Linked DNA regions of Homo sapiens: region 2 is linked to region 1. Evidence: read pairs that join two places in POLR2A ChIA-PET (ENCODE). Cell type or tissue: MCF 10A. All regions are shown on one strand. Each heading gives the region's core, and the rest is flanking DNA. Links, peaks and the distances in the headings are about the cores only.

Region 1 (11,311 bases), core at 6,172-10,171:
GAGATCTGAGGTTTATGATGAGAAGAATGTTTTGATGGACTAGCCAAACAGAATAACAGAATGTTAGGTAAGCAGTGAAATAGTAATTAGGACATGGTATCTTCGTTATTTCTATCCTCTTATTTCAGCAAAGTGTCTAGCCTGCTGGGATAAGGGCTCAATAAATGTATATTGAACAAATTAATAACACATCATGAATTTTAAATTCATGAGTAGTTACTGCATATGCTTCTAATCTAGGGACTCCTGGGAATTGATTTTCAATCAAGGAGTCTTTTACCTATTTTTGAATTTTATAAAAGGCTGAAGACAATGTAGTATTCTGAATGAATGAGTTACCCTACTGTGTAGTTTGACAGGTATACAATTGGCACTCTGAATTGTAGGTATCACATCCATGGATTCAGCCAACCACTGATGAGAAATATTCAGAAAAAAATAAAAAATAACAATACTACAGTAAAAATAATACACATTTTAAAAGCAATACAGTATAACAACTATTTACATAGCATTAACATTGTATTGGGTATTTTATGTAATCTGGAGATGATTTAAAGTATAGGGAGGATGTGGGTAGGTTATATGCAAATACTCTGGCCTTTTGAAGCAGAGATTTGAGCATCCTGGATTTTGCTATCTGTAGGGTATCCTGGAACCAATCTTCCACAGATGCCAAGGGACAACTATAAAATAAAACCCTAAACTCTCTACCTTCCTTTATCAAGTTCACATTTTTGAGTGCATGAATGAGATTCTTCGTGACTTAGTTAACTCAAAAATATTAAGATCACTGACTGGCTTAACAGAGAACAAACGTTTGTTCTTATATGAATAGTAATAGAGTGTTATTGATGGACATAATATGTTACTGTATTTTGAACTATATTATAATTGCTGTAACAATATATTGACTATACTTAGGTAGCTCCAGAAGCTTCTGTTGGCAGGGCTTAGATTTTGGGGAAACCTATTGTTCTTCCAGCTTTGGTTAAATTCTCAAAGCTTCACAGTGGTTTCTATTACAAAGAAAAGTTCATGTAGATACATGAATTTTAGGTAAGCATATTGTGCAGCAAATTTTACCCCAGGGAACATTGGCATAGAAGACATTACAGTAATTTTCCATCATGGAGCTCTACAATAATGTAGATTGTAGAAAACAAACATGCATAATTTTTTTTAATGCTGTTTCCTGGGAGATTTTCCCAGGGGCCAGGAGACCTATGCTGCCCTTTGTGGAGCCACTGCATTTTCTAATACTACATACTCTCAGCCAGAGTCCCTTATTCGTTAATTGAGCATGTCCTGAGAAACAACACAAATAGCTGTACCTCATATGCTTCAAAAAGGATGACATCATTGTGAGGTTAAAGGAATGACAATGCCATTCTTTGCCTTGTTTAGATGATGGACTAGTAATTGTAATGTTTTTCTCTCACTGTAGCCAAATCATTACATCAGTCACTTTCTATAACCGTGGCCAATTCACTGGATCATTCATTTACTTAAATTGGATCTATGTGAAACCAAATGATAGATTCTTGGGTCATTCTTTTTATAAATAAAATTCTCATTGCTTTGAGCTCATCTCTATGTTCTAAAAAAAAAAAATGGTCGTTTCTCTCCCCAAGTCGTATAGTTCAATTATGACTACTAACAGCAATTTAAATAGCATTTTAACAAAATAGCCTAGGCTTTTTACAACAAGGGCACTTCTGAAGTAAATCTCCCTGGTTAACAGCTGTCAACTATCAGTAAGCCATAGGTAATTAAATTTGAAGATGCTTTATGGCTCGGAAAACTAGATAAAAATCCCTGGACCAGAAAGGTCTTAAGTTGATGTAGCTATTGCTCCCTGCAGTATTTGAATTAATGCGATAGATTGACGATTTTCTTTTCTTTTCTTTCTTTCTTTTTTTTTTAGACAGAGTCTCACTCTGTCACCCCAGGCTGGAGTGCAATGGCGTGATCTTGGCTCACTGCAACCTCCGCCTCCCAGGTTCAAGTGATTCTCCTGCCTCTGCAGGAGAATTGAGGCTGTCCTGCCTTAGCCTCCTGAGTAGCTGGGATTACATGCGTCTGCCACCATGCCCAGCTAATTTTTGTATTTTTAGTAGAGATGGGGTTTCACCATGTTGGTCAGTGTAGTCTCGATCTCCTGACCTCGTGATCCACCTGCCTCTGCCTCCCAAAGTGCTGGGATTACAGGCATGAGCCACCGTGCCAGGCCTGGATTGACGATTTTCTAATGAAACAGGCAAGGAGGAGAACTGCAATTGTTTGCTTGTTACTTGCACATAAAATTTAGTTGAGCCTATTTTCCCAGCTAAGATCACACTCTTGGTTTTATTTCAGTACAGATTAGAAAAAGAAAGGGAAAAGAAAAAAATAATGGTTTGGAAAAAACATCAAAACTAAACTTTCTTCATGATAGAAAGTGTGAGAAAGTCGTGATGGGGGTTTGTGGACCCTCAAAAGATAATATCAGTTAGTATTTATTTCTACAGCAGAAAAAGAAAACCTCAATTCAAGGTGCCTAAAAACTGCAAGGATTTCTTTTTATTTCATATAACAGAATATTCCAGTAATAATGGAGTTCCGGTTAATTCAGTAACTCAATGATTTCTTAAAAGATCCAGATTTTTTTCTACATTTCTGCTTGCCATTCTCAGCAAGGAACTTTCTTGGTAGATGCAATTGCTGCAATCATCATGTGCTCACATACCAATGTCCAGAGGCAGAAAAAGAAATCACCTCTTCTTTTGTGTGTGCCAGTTTTTAAGACTCAATAAGCCTTTTTCAGTAGCCGTGCAGAAGGCCTCCCTCCAGAGTTCACTGGCTAAAGTTGTTCATATGGCCGTATTTAAAACACTCACTGGCTAGAAGAATGGGGCCAGTATGGTTGTCATTGAACAGCCCTGTCAAGGTGGAAGAAAAGAATAGTATCTAATTAGATAGATAATCTACAGTGTCTCCTCATGAAAGGAGCATATATTGATCCTCTACTGTGGGCTGGTGGAACATACTTTGAGTTCAGTATTATTATTGCCAATGTATAGATGAGGAAATTAAAACAGAAATGAGCTAGTTTTCCCAAAATAATATACTTAGTAAGTGATGAAACTGAAATTCAACTCAGAACTGTGACACCAGTTGAGTACTCTCTTCACAATGTCAAACTGTTTCCTATACATCATGAATCACCTTCTGGCTCCCTTTTTGTTTCTAACAACCAAGTCATCTCTATGCTTTGCTTTGCTTTGCTTTTTAGATATACTCTTCCCCAGAGAGTGTATCTACTCTCAGAATTCCATATAATCATCCATGAAAATAACTGAACATCTCTACCTGAAGATTTGCTACTTCTAATGACAAAATTAAATTAATTATCTAATTCTACATTCTTGTGGAACATTTCTGCTTTGATTTGAATGTAATTTAATCTGTCCATACCTAAGTACTTTCTCTACCAAATATATCTCCTTTTCAGATCTCCCAAAAGTAGTAAGGGCATATTCATTTCTCCTATACTTAGCTTACAATGTTAAGGGGAATTTACGCCAATCTTTCCTCTACCCCTAGCCAAAACCTACATAAAATCATTCCAAATTCTTTGTTTTAGGCATTTCTCACATCAATTTTTCTTTTCCATTTTAGCATATCAGGTGTTCATCAATATACTATCTCAACTACTAGAACAATGTCTTTTAGTCTTTTCAGCTTATATACTTTAAAAATTACCCTGCATACTCAAATTATTTTCCTTAACAATGCCTTATTTTATTATTGTGTTCTCCTGATTAATTTGAGTAGATGCTACTTGTAAAAAAATTGAATATATTAATATTAACTCTAAATTAGGCATTCTAGTCATTTTTATCCTCCCTGCATAAGAAATTGTTCTGACTTTGCTTGCTGAAGATTGATGTCTTGCCCCAAGTTATAATAATAGGTAACCCATGTAACCAGCATCAGTATAGCTCCGGGACTCTTTTAAAAACTTTATGTATATTAAACTTGACAACAGTTTAAACTTCACAACAACCCAATGAGGTAGATGCTATTATTATACTGATTTTAAAGATAAGGACACTAGAGTTCAGAGAGATAAAGGCCCTTGCCAAGTACATCTAGAAGTGAAATGGTAGAGCCAGAATCCAGACTCCAGTGGTTGAACCCCAGAGGCCATGAACTCAGTTATATTTTACTGCGCTAGTCTGTGTATGTCACTCCACAATTATTTATTAAGAGGTATTTGTTGAATGTGTATTCCAGCAGCCCAAGCAATATCTTACCCCTGGTGTTTTACAGAAGACTTACACAACCATGAATCATAGCCCTGAGATAAAAGTAAGCGTTATAAAACACCTGGATTTTAGACAGAATCAAGGCAGTCTGTGTCCTCTCCAACCTTTGAGTGATACTTGCTTTGATTCTATATTCTCTCCCATGTTCTCAGCTCTTGGATTTTTTTCTATTAGCCCTAACCTCTAGTCTGGCATGGGCTGATTTTTTCCTGAAAGACTTCCCTCTCCCCTTACGTGCTCTCCTCATGAAGGAAGCTGTTTCAGTTTTTGGGCTGTGGCACCACCTGCCAGCTGTGTCACCTCTCTGTCCATGATTCCTAGGGAGACTCAGTAACTGGAAGGTTATCAGGCTGCACCATGCTCAGCACCCAAGCCCCCTGTTTCCAAAGACCTTTCACCCAGGCCCTTGTTATTAATGACCTGTCTTTTGTTCTTGTATGCTGTCATGATCTTACATTTTAAGATTCTTCTGAAATATTTTTCTAACCTCTTGATTGTTTTTTCCAACATAAAAAATCCTGTATTTTACTATTGTTGTATGAACAGTAAATTTGAGGCTATAAGATTATGTCCTAATAATTTTAGGGATTTAGCTCCCTAAATTTTAAAAAGTAGGAAAACATACATCTATTTTATCTAAATTCATGTTTTTCTTAAAAATCATGATCCAAACTTAATAACAGTAATTAGAATTTATTGAATACTATCTCTTGTCACTCATTTCACGTATTTATATGTGTCAATTAAATTGATTTCCATGGGAACTCTTGGCAGAAGTTACTATTATTGTTGCATTTTACAAATGAGGAAATTAAAGCACAGAGAGGTTAAGTAACTTGTTCAGTTTCACAGGAAGTTTGGCAACAGAACCTGGTTTCATTATCACTCTGCTTCTTCCAGGGCATTTTCAGATTATTGGCTGAAACTACTTGCAGGATATTATGGCAGACATTCTGAACAAATGTGCCCAGAAAATAGGTTAAATTTGTGACTTCTGTATCTTCTCATATGGGCTATGGCCCAAGTACTCATGGAATATAGTCCATGACTTCCTATAAGAATTTGTATCATTTTGATTTCGGTTTAAGTCAAACTACAGCTCTATCAGAATTTTTAGAAATGTGTTTGTCATTCAATGCCTAAAAATCTAGAAACAGTTCATCATGGAAGCAGTCATCCCAGAAAGCAGACTCTTTCTTAGAGTTTGTCATTCTTCAGATTATAATCAAAAGAACAAATAAATCCTGAACCATTTGAATAGAAAAGTCTAAAGTTATGCTCCTTGAGAGGAGCATTTTGACCAGAGAATGTATCATGAATGTCACGATACGTTGATTGTCTTCAAAGGCCAGCCATACAGGCAGTTAGGCAATGTGGAAGAAGTTAAATGAGTGTGAGTCACTAACCTCTGAGGATCCTGGAAATATGAACATTTAGATACCTGAAAATTCATATATTTTCCTTAGATATATGAATAGTTATGCTGCTAAAAATAACATTGCCTCCTGAAAATACGTCTACTTTCAAGTAATTTATAGAAAAATAAGTCGGACTAATTAGAATTACGTTGGGAAGCAAGGCAAATATTTGTAGTAGGAAATAACAATCCTAAAATGATGAATAAATAGAGTCCAAAAATAAAACATTAATAGAGGATAAGAAGACAATCACACTGCTGTTGGTTTTGTTTTCTGTTCAATCTGCTCACTGTATTTTTTTTGGTTTATTTATTTTAACTTGTTTTGAGCTGATGATGTCCAGTAATAAAACAGAGTTGAGATTATTGCAAACGTGACTGATTTTGTAATCACATACTATTACCATAAACTTTAACATTGCACTTAGTGGTTTATGTTTTACTTCAGTACAAATATAAATTAAAATGCCCATTAACATAACTTTTTTTTTTGAGGCAGTGTCTCGTTCTGTTGCCAGAGCTGGCGTGCAGTAGCATGATCATAGCTCACTGTAACCTCAATTTCCTAGGCTCAAGAGATCCTCCCACCTCAGCCTCCAAAGTATCTGGGACTAAAGACACATACCACCATGCCCAGTTAATTTTCTAAAACAATTTTTGTTGAGACAAGGTCTCACTATGTTGCTCAGGCTGGCCTTGAACCCCTGGCTTCAGGTGACCATCATACCTTTGCCTCCCAAAGTGCTGAGATTACAGGGAACTAGCCCATAACTCTATTTTAAAATTAATTTCTTACTGTAGAAGAAAATGTACCTTGACATTTTTTGGAATATTTGCATAATAGTTTTTATTAAAATAATAGAATTATAGAACCAGGATACTGTATCTACACTTGTGCTGTTCACTCTTTCAGAACTTCGAGAAACCAAGACCTCTGAATACTTCAGCCTTTCCCACCATCCTTTAGACTACAGGATTTTATTAATGGATGAAGATCAGGACCGGATATATGTGGGAAGCAAAGATCACATTCTTTCCCTGAATATTAACAATATAAGTCAAGAAGCTTTGAGTGTAAGTTTATCACTTTCACGAGGACAGTGTCCACCTTTTCAATGTCTCTTTTTTAAAAAAAATAAATAAGTAAAAAATAATATGCATTTTATTAGAACAATAGAAAATACTGGTCCCATGTTACTATGAAAGTTAGTACTTATTTCATGGACTGAAAAGGTATTAAGTTCAGTTCTCATCGTCTAGTTCCATAGTTTTTAACAATTCAAAACCTGGAGCTAACTGAAAAAATACTACCTGTGTATAAATATATAAAGAAAAAAGGGATTATAGGGTAGTGCATGAAAGAAATGGTCAGAGAAAAGGAAGATCTACTTTGTCATCTCTGTGTAACCAGTGAAGGGCCTGAAAGGAAAACAGCTATTAAATACGCTGTTACTTGATCCAGTATGGCCTATATTTATCATTCCATTTCACAAGGAAATAAAATTGAGCTTCACTGTAGTGAAAAAAATACATGTAGATTAATTATAAATTTATTACAACAAGGAGACTTCTGCATTTGCAGAAGTGTTAACACAGGCAATGGACTGACAACTAAAAAAAATTAATGATTATTGCCAAACTGGACCCAAGGCTGCAACTACTTAGAGTACTAGCACAGTATTTCAGAGAGAGGGAATCTCTTGGTTTTCATCCAAGTTATTTTAGCTATTGAAGTACCCAGGGGCCCATCTTATGTAAATCTACTAGCCTGGTTGTGTGATTTACCAAAAATAATACTAACTGAGAAAGATATGTAAGTGTAGATTTATTGTCATATAAGCAGTTGGGAAAAGTGTACTATGTCAAAAGGAGTGAAAAATTGTATTGTTCACATTTATGTTAATAATGATCTTATTTTAATATACAATTAGTAAATGAACATATGTTATTGAAAAGCATTTGTGAAAGGAAACACTGTTGGAAGAAATAAAAATAATTGTAATTGTTAAAATAATAGAATCTTTATTAATGAATTGATAAAAAAGAAAGAATTTTAAAGTCTTAGTGTAAGATCACCTTAAATAAATCTGTTAACAAAAAGTAAATGAAGAGCACTGGGCTGTCATATGTCCAGGTGAGATTATGCAACCTTTATTTTTCTTTCTGAGCAGGTTTTCTGGCCAGCATCTACAATCAAAGTTGAAGAATGCAAAATGGCTGGCAAAGATCCCACAGTAAGTGTTAAAAAAAAAAAAAAAAAAAAAAACACTAACTTAAATATTTGGTTTTCGAATCCATGTACTTTGAGGGAAGCCAAAAATGAGACAAGGATGGTGGTGTTTTAAATTTTTGCTGGACACAGGCTAAAAACCTAAACCTTGAGGAGACTGGAACTCTTGGGCTCTCTGTAACTTCAGAATTCCTAACTGGGTAAAAATTGCTTGCCTTGCTTTCATTATTTCATTCAGATACATTTCATGATGGATTTCATTAATAACCTCTGTTCCTAGTGGATTCAACCTGCAGAATTCTCAGCAGGCTCCTGAAACGATGATAATGCAAGTGTCTGGAGCAGCTCCCAGATACCCTGTGGGCTTTTCCAAACAAAGATTCTTGGCAAAAGGGTAGTGGTTAGCCAGCAAATTCCATAAATACAAATCACCAGTGATAAATGGTACCTTTGTTAATTAAAAATAGCCACAGAAACAGCAATAGAGGCAGATATAAGTATCAATATATGTTCAGTATGCAATACCTGTGCAAATTGTATTCCTCTAGGTGAGATTCAAAATAATCAAGGAAGAAATCTATATTGATTTCTACAAATGACTTGCTGAAAGTAATACATTGCCATTCTTGAATATTCTAAAACAAATACGTGGAGCAGATCTTTAATGTGTACACGTCATTTAATGTTTATAATGGAGCACATAAGTCATCTCACCATTTTGCCTCAAATAATGAAAATGTAATACAGCCAAGCATCAAAATCACCCTGTCTTTCAAAAATAGTTTGGTAAAGAGGTTCCTTTCTTCATTCATTCCTTCCATTATTTGCTCAATAAATACTGATTCAGCACCTGTTATATATCTAGCATGGAGCTGGTTGCCAAAGACATAATTGGTGCAAAGACAGAAACAGTTCTGACTCCAGTCAACTTTATTACCTTGTTAGAAAAGTCTGCCATAATCAAATGAGCATAGATATACAAACTAATTTAGAAATAAGCTGGAAATATGGTAATTGGGTGGACAGACGAGTCAACACGTACACATACATTCAGGTCTCAGGTCATAACAAGTAATAGACCACCTTAGTGTTAAAAAATGTTGTCTAAGCATTTATTTTGTGGTAGGGTCAAGAGATGCTGATTTCAGGAGTGAAGACTGCCCTGAGTCTTGGAAGTAGAGATGGATCAGACAAGACCGAACATGGGAAAAATACTAATCCTGTGGAAAGTGGAAATATGGGATTGAGGAAATGAAACATTTATTTTCATTGACTCCTAACAGCCCCAGGTGTAAAGTTGCAAAAGTTTTTGGCTCAAGGCAGGGCCATGGAAGACTCTGGAGGGTAGGATCTCTGGCCTTGCTAGAGGGTTCTTGGAGTGATTTATCCAATAAAAAAATTTAAAAGTGGGCAGGAGAAATTTGCAGGGGCATATTTGCTATCCAAGGGATCTGTTAGACCACAATCTTGGGGGAAAAAATCCAGAAAAATGTAGAAGAAACACTTAAACAAATACATTACAATGACATTCCAGGAAACCAATGGTAGAATGAAGTATAATGTTGCAGAGAATGATGTTTTGTTCCTTATTATTTTAATAATTGTGGATGAATTAAACTGTTTTCTTTTATTCTCTAATGAGATTTTTTTCCCATTGATGTGTGTCTGATCATGCCTTGCCTTTTGCCACAATAATATCCCGTGGCTATACTGAATTGCATTGTCCTTTGTTCAAAAGGATTTGCATTTCTCATTCATATGAACTGCCATAGGCAGAATGTGCAGAATTTAGGTACCTTTGTACATTCTATTTCCAAAAATTGCTGCCGAGTTTCTGAAGAATCTTAGACAAGTCATTTGGTTTCTTACTTCCTTTGTCAAAGTAGAAACCCTCTGGGGTTTTTGTTTTGCTTTCTGACAATTAAACGTTATTAGATAAAAATCTTCAATACATGCTGACATTTTCCCATAGTTTTGTCATGCTGTAATTTGTGGATATTTTAAATTCTACTATATGGCCAGTTATACACAAGGGAAATATCTAATGGAGTGCTCTTTCCTATGTATTTTTAGGACTCGGCTGGACAGGTTTTGTTTGTCCATACAACATTGTTGAGTGCTGGGAAATACTAATCAAAAAATACATGTTTGGTCTGTGCAAGAAAAGAATGTCTGACAAATCCATCCCATTTCATACATGTGAAATACTTATAGAAGTGTCCTTTACTTAGGCTATGGGAAAAAAAAGTCCTGTAGCAGAAAAATAATGTGAAATAGATCTTTGAAAGTTGTACAGAACAACCTATCCTTCTTACATTTCTCAATGAAACGACATACTTAAGAACTTCTTAAAAGTTGGAATAAATACTATCTAATAACCTAATATTTTTAAAATACAGGAATTCTTTCAATTTGCACAAATTAGTTGTTGTGAAGAAACTGGAGGTGAATTAGATGGAGTCCTTACATTTAAGTCTTTACAATGTGCTAGATATGGTGAGACATATATACACTGATATTCAGAAAAAATACCCAACATTTAATGGAACACGCCAGGTCCTGTTCTAAGTGCTTTATTTTAATCCTCATAACAATACTGCAAGGTGGACATTATTGTCACCACCTGTATTTCTAAGATAAAATAACTGCATTACTAAGAAAGTGAGAAACTTAAGCTGTGCTGCTGTGAAGTGGGATGGTCTTTGTCTGATTAAGTCACATACAGCTCTGGATTCTGTACCCTTAGCCACTAAAACATGCTATCCCTCCAGAGAGAAAATGATAAATGCTAAGGGACACACACAAAGCACAGCTGGGTTATTTAAGAAAGGTTTGATAGATTTTGTAGTAATCATATTAGAACTTCTGTTAACCTTTTATTTCAATGATACTGAAATTCGAAAAAGTTGTACCCTCTCTCTCTTCCAGCCTTTGGTATGTGCTGCATGCAATTGATTCTCTTTTCCTTCAATTATCTTCCGGTGTTTTCAGCCTGGGAAATATCTACTCACCCCTTCAGGTCACAGTGCATACAAGCACGTGAACTCGTTCCAACTGATTGTCAGGGCTTGCGGGTAGGACACAGTAGATGATGAGTTTATTAATGCTTTTAGATTAATTATGTTTGTAGTGCATTTATTATATATATATTTTAGAAGTATATTTTCATTAAGCTAAAACTTTCTGCTTTTAGCTCTGTTAATCATCTAAGCAAAACATAAAGTGTTAGCAATTAAAATCCATACTGCTATAACAACTGAAAGCAAAAATAAAACAGAGTTAAGCATCCCTTAATCCTTCAGATTTTTTGGTTGTATCAAATTTTAATTGACGTTATAACAAGATAACAATTAT
Region 2 (11,311 bases), core at 4,665-8,664, 57 kb before region 1:
TGCATCAGTTTAAGGCACAGCACATTTGACTGTTGGAGATTTTTCAGAAAGTGATAATATGCAAATAATATCATATTAGCTAGGACGTTATTTTAAAAACCTTGCCAGAATCTAAACTTCCTTTGTAGGACTATTTCTCTGACATGAGCTCTTCGTTCTTCTTGGGTATTTTTGGAGCTCCATGAACTTTGTAGTTTATCATGTGTCAAGCCAGTTGGGGAAAGTTCAGCCACCACTGAACATGTGTATTTCAGTTTCCAGACCAATAGATTTAAAAAGTAGAAAGTATATAAACTCAGCCAAACCTCAAGTAAAAAGCAACTTTCATTTTTGAGCCTTTAGATTTGGTTGTTTAGAAGTGGTTTCTAAAGTTTATTTTACTAAGTACCCCTTCAAGATTTTAAGTTTTTTGAATATATTTTTATTTTTCTTTATACACTTTTAACTTAGACATTAGTCTTTTCATTGAGTTTTAAGGCCTATGTTGAAAAGGGGGCCACAACCAAAGGGAGAAATATTTGGGAATGCTTGCAGCATTGGAAGACCCTCAGCTTCCTTCAGAAAATATTTGCCTGTATATGTCATTGAGGAGATTATAAAAACAAGCTGTCTTTTTTTCTTGTCCTTGATTGACCCATAGTAATATTTTATCAAAAAATGATAGCAACAGATGTCAAAGATTTATGTACTGAAAATGTGATAGATTAACTTACACAAGTGCCCAGATTTTCAAAATCAATAGACCTTTTAGCCACAACATCAGTCCCTTCAATATGTTGGACTTCTGAAAACAAATGGTTTCTCTTAATGCACATCTAATCTGATTTACTTCTATACATTTTAATTAGTTTTCCAATTATAAGAATAATAGACTACATATCAAACAAGCAAACACCCAGAAACAATAGTTTGACTAATTTGCTTAAAGATACCAAAGGTATAATCTGAATGATTGATCGCCCACATCTGACTCCATCTGCCTGACTTGACTTAGTTATTTGTGATTCTGTTACTAAAAATTATCATGGATGAAACAAATTTATATCATTAGGCATTATTTGGGAGGATGCTATAAAGAAAAAAAGAATCTTTTTTTTCTTTTTACAATATATGATGTGTCATCATTTATTTTGTCATATTTATGTTTGTAATAACCACATCTCTGCCTTGAAAACATGGCACTTTAGAAAAGTATATAATTACTTTGATTTGTATTTATGTTACCCAAAATAATCTATACTTTTACTAATAATGCATAATACATCTGTAACCATACCTCTTTGAGGACAATATATTTTAAAGATTAAATTATAATTTAGAACCTATATTACAGATATCTTAAGTCTTTCACAGGAATGTGTTGTAATACAACAAAGAGGATAATGACATCTTCTATATTGATAGTAAATTATGTTTAATAAGTAATTATTTGAAGATTTATTCATAACGCAGAAAGATGATTATATGTAACAAAGTTTGTATATAAGATTAGGAATACAGAGACCTCTATTCTAGTTTTAATTTTACTACATCTTATTCCTGTAAACTTCACAATCTTTACATTTATTATACCTAAAAGAATATAATAATAACTGCCCTTTCTCAAATAAGGTTATTGCGAAGTCAAATGAAACAAAAAAGACATTCATATTTGTAATATAAAATTCAAAACATGGCCGAGCGTGGTGGCTTACGCCTGTAGTCCTGGCACTTTGAGAGGCTGAAGTGGGTGGATCACCTGAGGTGGGGAGTTGGAGACCAGCCTGGCCAACATGGTAAAACCCCATCTCTACTAAAACACAAAAATTAGCTGGGCGTGGTGGCACACGTCTCTAATCCCAGCTACTCGGGAGGCTGAGGCAGGAGAATCACTTGAACCTGGGAGGCAGAGGTTGCAGTGAGCAGAGATCGCGCCCTTGCACCCCAGCCAGGGTTCCTGAGTGAGACTCCATCTCAAAAGAAAAAAAAATTAAAATGCATTTCAAATAAAAGATAAAATCAAGGTACATTTTAACATTAAATTATGGGATAAAATATACCATCTTCTTAGTTGGACTCAATATTTTTTTGTTATTGTGGTTATAATATTTTAAATGTCTATAATGTCTATAAGGAAAACTGTATATAAAATCTTGGTATAAAAATCTTCATACTTTTGACACAAACAGAAGTAATGACATAAATGAAAATTCAGACACTTGAGAACGATAGTAGAAATGTCTTCCTTGTCCTTTGTTAATTACAATGTAGATAGATATTTTATGTATGTCTCCTAGATGTTTCTTTGCTACATTATTATTGGACTTAATGTTCACGTCAACAACCTTGTAAGAACCATGTAATTATTATCTATTTATTTATTTATTTATTTTTAGACAGGGTCTCACTCCCATCACCTAGACTGGGATGCAGTGATGTCATCTCAGCTCACTGCAGCCTCTACCTCCCTGGGCTTAGGTGATCCTCCTGCCTCAGCCTCCCAAGTGGCTCATTTTCCTGGACTCAGGTAATCCTCCTGCCTCGGCCTCCCAAATAACTGGGACTACAGGCACACTCCACCATGCCCGGCTAGTTTTTTGTATTTTTTGTAGAGATGGGGTTTTGCCATGTTGCCCAGGATAGTCTCCAACTCCTGAGCTCAAGGGATCCTCCTGCCTCAGCCTCTCAAAGTGCTGGGATTTACAGGCATGAGCCACCACACTTGGCCAATTATTTCTTTTTAAGTTGCCTAGAGACTCAGGAATCATTTCTGAGTTTTCATAGTTTAAGGGGAAAAATTGCCAGAGACTTCTTTCTAAAACATTTTATTTTTTAATGTAAAAATCACTAAATCTTTAAAACATGTAATAAGAGACCTTTTCAGACAAGTAGCATAAATCTACATTTCTGTCCTTCCAGCTATATTCTTTATGTAGACTATTTACTGTTGATAAATTGAAATCAAAATTACAATCAGAGATGTCTAAGATAATATAAAAATCAATATTTTAAAAGCCTCTATATTAGACTATGTCTAACACCAGAATATTGCCTTAAAGAGTTGAACGTATTTGGAGTCTTTTAAGATTTTTTCCCATGACAGGTAATTGTCAGTATGTATCCAATCTTAGTTATGCTTTTTACTCAGGATAAGCAGCTCTTTCAATTCATTTAAAAAATCTGTGATGTAATTAACTCTAAGAAATGTAAAGCCTGTAACCATCATCTAAATAACTGGTTTGACAGATAGATGGTAATAGTCTTTAACCTTTGCCTGAAGGCTACTGTATTGTTTAATACTGTAATTTGTTAGACATACTACCAATGCTTTGATTTGGAGATTCGATTCATCCATTTAATCTTGGGTCAGGGATTTGAATCATTGATTTAATCTTTCTGCTTTACTCTAAAGTTAATATATTTACTGAAGATAGAACCATAGTGAGAGGCATTCACTCTCACTATGAGAGAAACTCATGAGAGAAACTCACAGAGAAACTCACATAAAGTTTCAATAAATCGTGCTTTTCTATTTATTGACTTGTTTCCTCATACTATTTCTGTTATACCAAATTGAATTAATTGTTTTGAATACTAAAATTGGTGAGCATAATCTGTTTAGATATTTAATAACTGTTAAAACTTTGCAGACACTTAAAATATTTCATGTGAGAAAATTTAAATGTGCTTAATGTATTATGCCTTAAATTTTGGATCTGCTTTGTAAAATGGCACTGATACATTAAAATAGAAATCTTTTAAGGGAATATTTTAATTTCACTCCCTGGTAACTATATGTGTATGTCAAGAACTGAGAGGCTGAAATTTTAGTTAATTTAATTTATATAACATATTAATGATTTTATACAAACATGCACACATTTCAAGACTTTAGTGTTTAGCATTGAAAGAAAAATTGATCAATATTTGTTACCTAGCAATACCCTAATTCTTTTCTTACTGGTCTTGTTATTTAAAAAAATAGACTTGGTGAGATTATTAACTACATATATTCGGTCATATTATTCATAATTTAAGGTTAGAATAAATGCTGGTGACATTTTAGCACAAGGTTGGTTTAATAATTTTATGATGCAACATTTAACTAACTCCTTAGATATCTGAATTTTTGCTAACCAAGCAACTTCTAAGATGATATGTCATGGGAGAGCTTGAGAATGCAAGTCACTTTTAAGAAGTTTAACTGGCTGGGCAAGGTGGCTCATGCCTGTAATCCCAGCACTTTGGGAGGCTGAGGCAGGCAGATCATGAGGTCAGTAGTTCGAGACCAGCCTGACCAACATGGTGAAACCCCATCTGTACTAAAAATACAAAAATTAGCTGGGTATGGTGGTGCGTGCCTGTAATCCCAGCTACTCAGAAGGCTGAGACAGGAGAGTCACTTGAACCCAGGAGGCGGAGGTTGCAGTGAGCTGAGATCACACCACTGCACTCCATCCTGGGCAACAGAGCAAGACTCTGTCTCCAAAAAAAAAAAAAAAGTTTAATTTCCAGTTGTACAACATCCAGCTGAGCCTGTTTCATAAATGCACAGATATATGAATACATACTGCATATATGGTATATATTTATTATACCAATACCATGTCATAACCACATTAGCAGATCTTAGAAATTAAAAGTAAAAAAAAAAGGTAGACTTGATATGTGCAATAATATAAATTAATTTGCTGATTGGTCTTTTCTATTAGATAGAATCTTCAACAGTAGATGCATTCACTAGTAATTAACAATGTCTCTATTTGAGTTAGTTTGAATGGATAATGTGAGTATATTTTAGACTCAGTGGAATCTTACAAAAAACACAGCTGTCCTAAGGTCTCAAAGGGGACAACTGAAACTAAAAAATCAATATGTCATCAGCAGGTTTGTTGTAATAGATGCTTAGCACAGCAGGTTTGTATAAACTAATGACATACTGTGCGATGACAAGACAGTTAGATTAAAGGACTGCACAGGCACAGTCACTGGCCTGGAGCAGCAGAGGTTGCAAATATGTACATGCAGTATTTTTGGAGCGGTGGAATGTACATAGTTTATAGGTGCCTATGCTGGATATTGTTTTGAAAACTGATTTTAAATATAAATTTACATCACTTTGACTCATGTGTTTAAAACTTATATTATGAAAGAGCTGTTAAAGCTTTTACCTTAAACAATTGTATTTTCATGTGAACTCACCAACAACCAATATACAGGATATTTGTTTCTTTGTTTTTTGAGATAGGGTCTCACTGTGTTGCTCACGCTGAAGTGCAGTGGCGCAATCTCAGCTCACTGCAGTCTCTACTTTGTGGGCTCAAAGGATCCTCACACCTCAGCCTCCCAAGTAGCTGGGACTATGGGCATGCACCACCATGCCTGGCTAATTTTTTCATTTCTTTGTAGAGATGGGGTTTGTCATGTTGGTTAGGCAGGTCTTGAACTCCTGAGCTCAAGCAGTCCGCCCACCTCAGCCTCCCAAAGTGCTAGGATTACAGGTGTAAGCCACCAAGCCCAGTCATCCAGGTTTTTTAAGAAGGCAAAAACTATTCCTTAAACAATTTACCTAGGGATAAAAGAGGGGGAAAATGTAGAGAAGAGCTATCTTCCAAATGTCTGAAAACAAACAAACAAAAAAAGGTATTAGATTTCAGACATCAGGTGATACTCTGCTTCAGAAACAATATATTGGGAAAAATCCTGAGTTGCAAAACTATTAAACCAGTTAACACGTTTAATTATAAGAATTGTCTTTCTTGTCTCATTCTAAAGAGAAATGTCATCACAAAACGATAATCTTATGAAAGCTTTCAAGTACAAGGATTTCATAAAAAGAATGAATTCTACTCAACAGTAAAATATTTTGCTTGTACTTTGTGGGAACCAAATATTTTTAGAAGATTTTTTAAGAGCATCTAATCTGTATTTTTAAAATGCCGGTACTGGCCTTAATGTTTATTATTCTCCAGTTCTTTACACAGTGTTCCTACACCGTCAACATATTATCACAACCTGGTTTTTGATTTGTTATCACAATCTTGTGACCTTTAAGCAGAAATTTATGGTGTACATCAAAGCAGTAATAAACACATAAAGAAATTCTTCTACAAAGAAACAGTCACTTTACTATTTCTGCTGAACATGTGTTTAGAGTTTACATCTTGGTTACCTTGCACTAGCTTCCATGGCAGACAAAGCCGTTGTTTGTATGAGAGTGAACTGCTTACATTCTCGCATCAACACTTTCCCTCAAAAGCTGAAGTTTCCCTCTGCTTGCCTCTTCTGTTTAGACTGATGGAAAATATTTGCTACTTATCTTCACTACAGAATTGTCAATACAGAAGTCTGTAAAAAGTTTCATTAATTTATTCATCCTTTTGAATCATAGGAGTCTTTTAAAAAAATCGGATATATTTACAGAGTATCTAATGTTTGATAAGTTAGTTATGAGGGTCTCACATTTTTGTAGCGGTTAGGAAGAGACAATGTAGTTAAAAGTCCTCTATGTTAGAGTCAAGAAACTTGTTCTTGATGCTTTCACTAAGAGACTCATGATTTTGGACTAATCTCAATTTTGAGATTACCTATAAAATGTGGAAATTCAGATGGATAGTTATGTCTTAAATATTTCACATCTTTTAGGAGAAACAAGTTGATTGTATGAGATTTCATTTACATCTGTCTGCATATAAAATCGGGTAAATTTCTTGGGCTTTCACTTTTTTTATAACAATAAAATGAAAATGAGCTTATTAATAGATTAGAATTAAAATTCAAAACTAATGCAATTCAAAGAAAATGTACCATGTTAACAAGTATTTTTGCCAAAATGGAATTTCTGCTCATAAAGTGGCCATGACAGTGACTTAAACCCTAGATGTTAGGAAACGACCTCTTGGATTTATCACAGTGCCTCACTCTTAGTTCAGACTCTTAAAAACATTTCTTGTGGGAAGTAATGACTGCTAAGTAAAAATGAAAGTTGAGCAATGATTCTTGTGAATTATGAGTTAATTAATGGTATGACTGCATTTTGTTGAAGTCTCATGATTTAAAGATGTGCTCATTTTTTTTGCTCATGATTTAAAGATGTGCTTTGATACTCTGAAGGACCAAAGGGCAGTGAATCACTGTAAAGCTGCTTTTGAAACATGCCTTAGGGCAAATTGTGAGCCTTCATTTGTGTCCAGAATGGAAGGAACAGCAAGAAGCATGGGTGAGTCATAGGACAAAAACACAAAATGTCATTCCAAAGACAGGGTGGTGACCTTATGTCTGAGTATGCAAAAATCCAACTGGGGAAGTAAGAGGCCTGATCTTAAAAGTTCATGTATTAAGGGAAAACCCATACTTTTATCTTAGGAGATTATGATTATATAATTAGTTTTGTTTGATAATTCAGATGAGTTACCTCTGATTCAGTTTGAAAGTATCCCAGATCAAGCACAGTTCAAACACAGACACTCCTGGGACTGGTTCTGCTTTTTGTGATTGGAATAAGGGGTCCTGCTAAGGTGTGTGCTTCTGTCCTCAGATTTGGAACAGAATCTAAATTCCATGTGTGACGTAACCTGCTTAGTCACAAGCAACATTTTCAGACCCCTTTCCTTTAATTTTAGAAGGAGGCTGTTGATTTGGTATAATTATTTGTTAATGAATGCATTTTGTGTTCATTGCTAAGTATAAAAAAAGCACATATAGGATAGCTTGTGGCGTATTAACAAATGCTTGAGAGATAAAATATAAAGGTATATAACAGTAAAACATGAAAGAAGTCATTCAAAGCAATTTACCTAATGAAAGAGAGAGAACGTGTTTCCTCAGAGATTCAGGTGTATCTCATGGCATCCTCTTTTGTATCTTTCAGGTGTATTTACCTTTAGTTTGTTGTTGTTGTTGTTGTTGTTGTTATATAAGAGGGTTTAGGTAAATGTCACTTTCTGATAGGAGCCTCCTCATCAGGACCTTTTCTTTTTTAAATTTTCATATGTCTATTTTTATGTGAAAACTGTCCAAATAAAATATTTATATATAAAAGTTTTCCACATAACTCTAAAAGGGTTCTATTTGATGTCTTTACTGTATTATAGGACTTACAAAAAGAAAAGAAAAAGAATATATCCAATTAAAACAAGAAAGAACTCTTGAACCCAGCTATGCATACAAGAAAAATAAATTGTTTGAAGTGAGACATGAGGTAATCGAGACTCCTCAATGGGGAAAGTCAGTGCTCATCTGGCCCCTAGTGTGCCTGTTGAGCTGAAATATTTTATTGATGTGAGTGCTTAACAAATCACCAAATGCTCAGTGAATACCTATTATGTGTCATGAGCTCTATGAGGTAGCTTTTTTTCATACAGTCGTATTTTGGCAAATAAATAAATAATACGAGGCATAATTGACAGTGAAAATACCAAAAAAAAAAAAAAAAAAAAAAAAAAAGCATCCCTTACAAATTCCAGAATGTATTTTGAGGTTTCACTCAGCGCTATACAGTGATCACAAACTCCTTGCTATGGTTTAGTCTCTAAGAAAATAAAAATGCCAGAAGGTGTGTTACATTTCAGGCCAATAAAACAGACATTATTAACATCTCATTTTATTAATTGAGGTTGAGATTTTGTGTGGAGGCATTTTAGTGGTCTGATCCACACAGTATTGAGTCAGTGGCATTTTGAGAATGAGGTGTAGTGATTTGTGCTACATTTATAGTGACCAATAAGCTGTGATTGTAGTTCTTTTATATGCTGATGGTAAAATTTGTACTTCGTGGATGGACAGTGAAGGAACGTGGGCACTTCTTGTGTGCGCAAATACTTCTATATGCAACATCTTTCCTTCACTTGAGATATTTATGTTTTATTTAAATATAATACATTCAAAATATTTATTATTAAATCAACAACGTTGCATGAGTAGTTTATTTTGTGTTTTGTCCCCCAATAGATGATACTTGTATCCATACGTGGATAAACCTCCTCAGCCTTTTATGACACTCAGCAAGCTTTCTCTATCACAACAAATTTTATGTGGCTTGATATTTTCCCCCTCACACTGTCTTCATATTAATGCACTGCCTGTTTAGAGGCCCTACTAATGGGTTATCTCCATAAGGAACAATATGAATCTAATTCTCTAACCTTACTTCAACTCATTGCTGCTGCTGCTATGAAGCCAATTGTAAGCACAGTTAATTGTTCCCATGATTACTAAGACAAATATCACATGTAGGAGAGGTTTGATTTTCCATATTACAAAAGATAAGCTCTGGGAGAATTCAGCATTCAGTTTCCTAATCACTTACACATGTAAAATCACTTACACCCCTCCAGTGATGCCAGAAATTGTTCATTATTTCTTGTAAGTATTGTATAAAACTCAGAGTGCACTCAGAGGAAGTATCAATTCTGTTTTCTTAGAAACTAGTGTTGCTATGTTAGTGATAAAAAACAAAATGACTTCACCATAAAACACATTGCAAATTTCCATATAACTTACAGGTTATTTTCAGGTATATGAAAATGACAAAAAACCAGCTAAGAGACTATAAGTAGAACAATATTTGAGATTCATTTGGAAGAATAATCTTATTGGTCTTATTGACTTCTTGGTTAAAATGATTGAAAAACTTTACATGAGAGAGAGTGTGTGTGTGTGTGTGTGTGTGTGTGTGTGTGTGTGTGTGTGTGTTTCTTTCTCCAGGCAACAAAAGTAACAGGCATGAATTTTTTTGGTAGAAGATCATTCTTTATCAGAAACAACATCGTACATCCTTGCAATTAAATTAACTTCAGTAGATTATCATCAGAATTGTAATTTTATAAGAATAATTGTGATGGAATATTTGCAATGTAAGAGACTCCCTTAAAGGGTATGATGAGGTATTTCTTTCTGCGATCCGATTTACTTCTGTTTTTGTTTTTGTTTTTTGAGACAGAGTGTCTCTCTGTCACCCAGGCTGGAATGCAGTGATGTGATCTCAGCTCACTGCAGCCTTCACCTCCAGGATTTAAGCGATTCTTCTGTCTCAGCCTCCTGAGTAGCTGGGACTACAGGCACCTGTCAGCACGCCCGGCTAATTTTTGTGTTTTTAGTAGAGATGGGGTTTCACCATGGTGGCCAGGCTGATCTGGAACTCTTGAACTCAAGTGGTCTGCCTGCCTTGGGCTCCCAAAGTACTGGGATTACAGGCGTGAGCCACCACTCCCAGCCTGTGATTTGCTTTTGGGTAAGATTATGGCGTATACATGGAGGGAAGTAAAAGTGAACACATTTCAGTTGCATTTCCCCCCAGGCATAGATATTTTGAAAAATTTCTGTAAATTGTCCAACATGTATTTCTAAGATAAGCAACCACTATGATTTTTAAACATAGTGAGAATCACCACAGCATCAAATTCATTCATTCATTTAACAGATACTTAGCACTATGTGCCAGATACTGAGTTAGAGACTCAGAATACATCTTTGAACAGAACAAGTACTTGTACTATAGTGAATCTTATATTCTTGTGGAAGGAGACAGATAAAAAACACTAAACATGATGAATAAATTATTCACTATCTTAAACAATGATAGGTACTGTGGACAAGAAAACACAGAGTAGGTTAATGGTGTTCTGCAAGGATGGGGAAAGGGCAGACTGTGGTATTAAATGGTAGTCAGGGTTCGCCTCCTGGAGATGTTGAGATTTGAGCAAAGATTTGAATGGAATAAGGGACTTAACCAAGGGGATATCTGTGGGAAGAGCATTCCAGACAGAGGAAAAAGCCAGAGCAAAGGCCCAAAGGTGTGATGGAGAATTTCTAGCATATTCTGGGAAGAACGCCAGCAGAGTGAGTGAGAGAATGAGTAGTAGGAGCTAAAGTAAAAGAGGAATTGGGTTGAAAGGCACATCTCATTTCGTTGGTACCGTGATGGGTCTCCTATAAAGAAGAGAACTGGAAATTCTATAAACGTCACAGAGAAACCTTGTAAGATTGTTTGCTCCATGTCACCCTGAAGAGGTTTGGTCACTTGTTCAAACTAATTTTAAATACCACCTAACCTCTGTGGTTTGCCTCCTGTTATGCTTATTCTATGTTGGTGTTTTACACTAAAACTTTAGTTATATATTACCTCAACAAAAGCTAATATATCACTAAATATAAGATATTGAATATGATATGAAAGCTATTAAGCTAAAGCTTAATAAGCTAAGTATAAGATACTAAATATATAGCTGCAGGCTGTAACATAGACTCTATAGCATAACTCAGGGAAATGAGTAGCTAAATTCCATGAATAACTGAATGCATGGACTGAAGGGAGGGTTTCACAGAATGTTGT

Evidence for each region. ChIA-PET counts read pairs that join two places held together with the same protein. Peaks named below come from ENCODE experiments on the same cell type or tissue, not always from the same donor. Only the 100,000 strongest peaks of a DNase experiment are listed, where the experiment ranks them.
Region 2: POLR2A ChIA-PET joins it to region 1 with 20 read pairs; 2 of 35 experiments call an interaction of 5 or more read pairs at or near these places.

Annotation. Positions count from the first base shown.
Region 1 is chr7:80,824,075-80,835,385 of GRCh38, reverse strand. It overlaps SEMA3C (semaphorin 3C), which reads left to right. Exons shown (of 18, transcript NM_006379.5): 3 at 6,641-6,801; 4 at 7,899-7,961. Among named protein-coding and RNA genes, the nearest start is that of SEMA3C, 89 kb to the left of the region's middle. In MCF 10A, for the core only: no CTCF peak of the experiment used is centred there; DNase peaks (open chromatin) are centred at 7,885 and 8,315.
Region 2 is chr7:80,879,526-80,890,836 of GRCh38, reverse strand. The region is part of intron 2 of SEMA3C (semaphorin 3C); the gene reads left to right. Among named protein-coding and RNA genes, the nearest start is that of SEMA3C, 34 kb to the left of the region's middle. RefSeq lists an enhancer at 6,341-7,540. In MCF 10A, for the core only: no CTCF peak of the experiment used is centred there; a DNase peak (open chromatin) is centred at 7,146.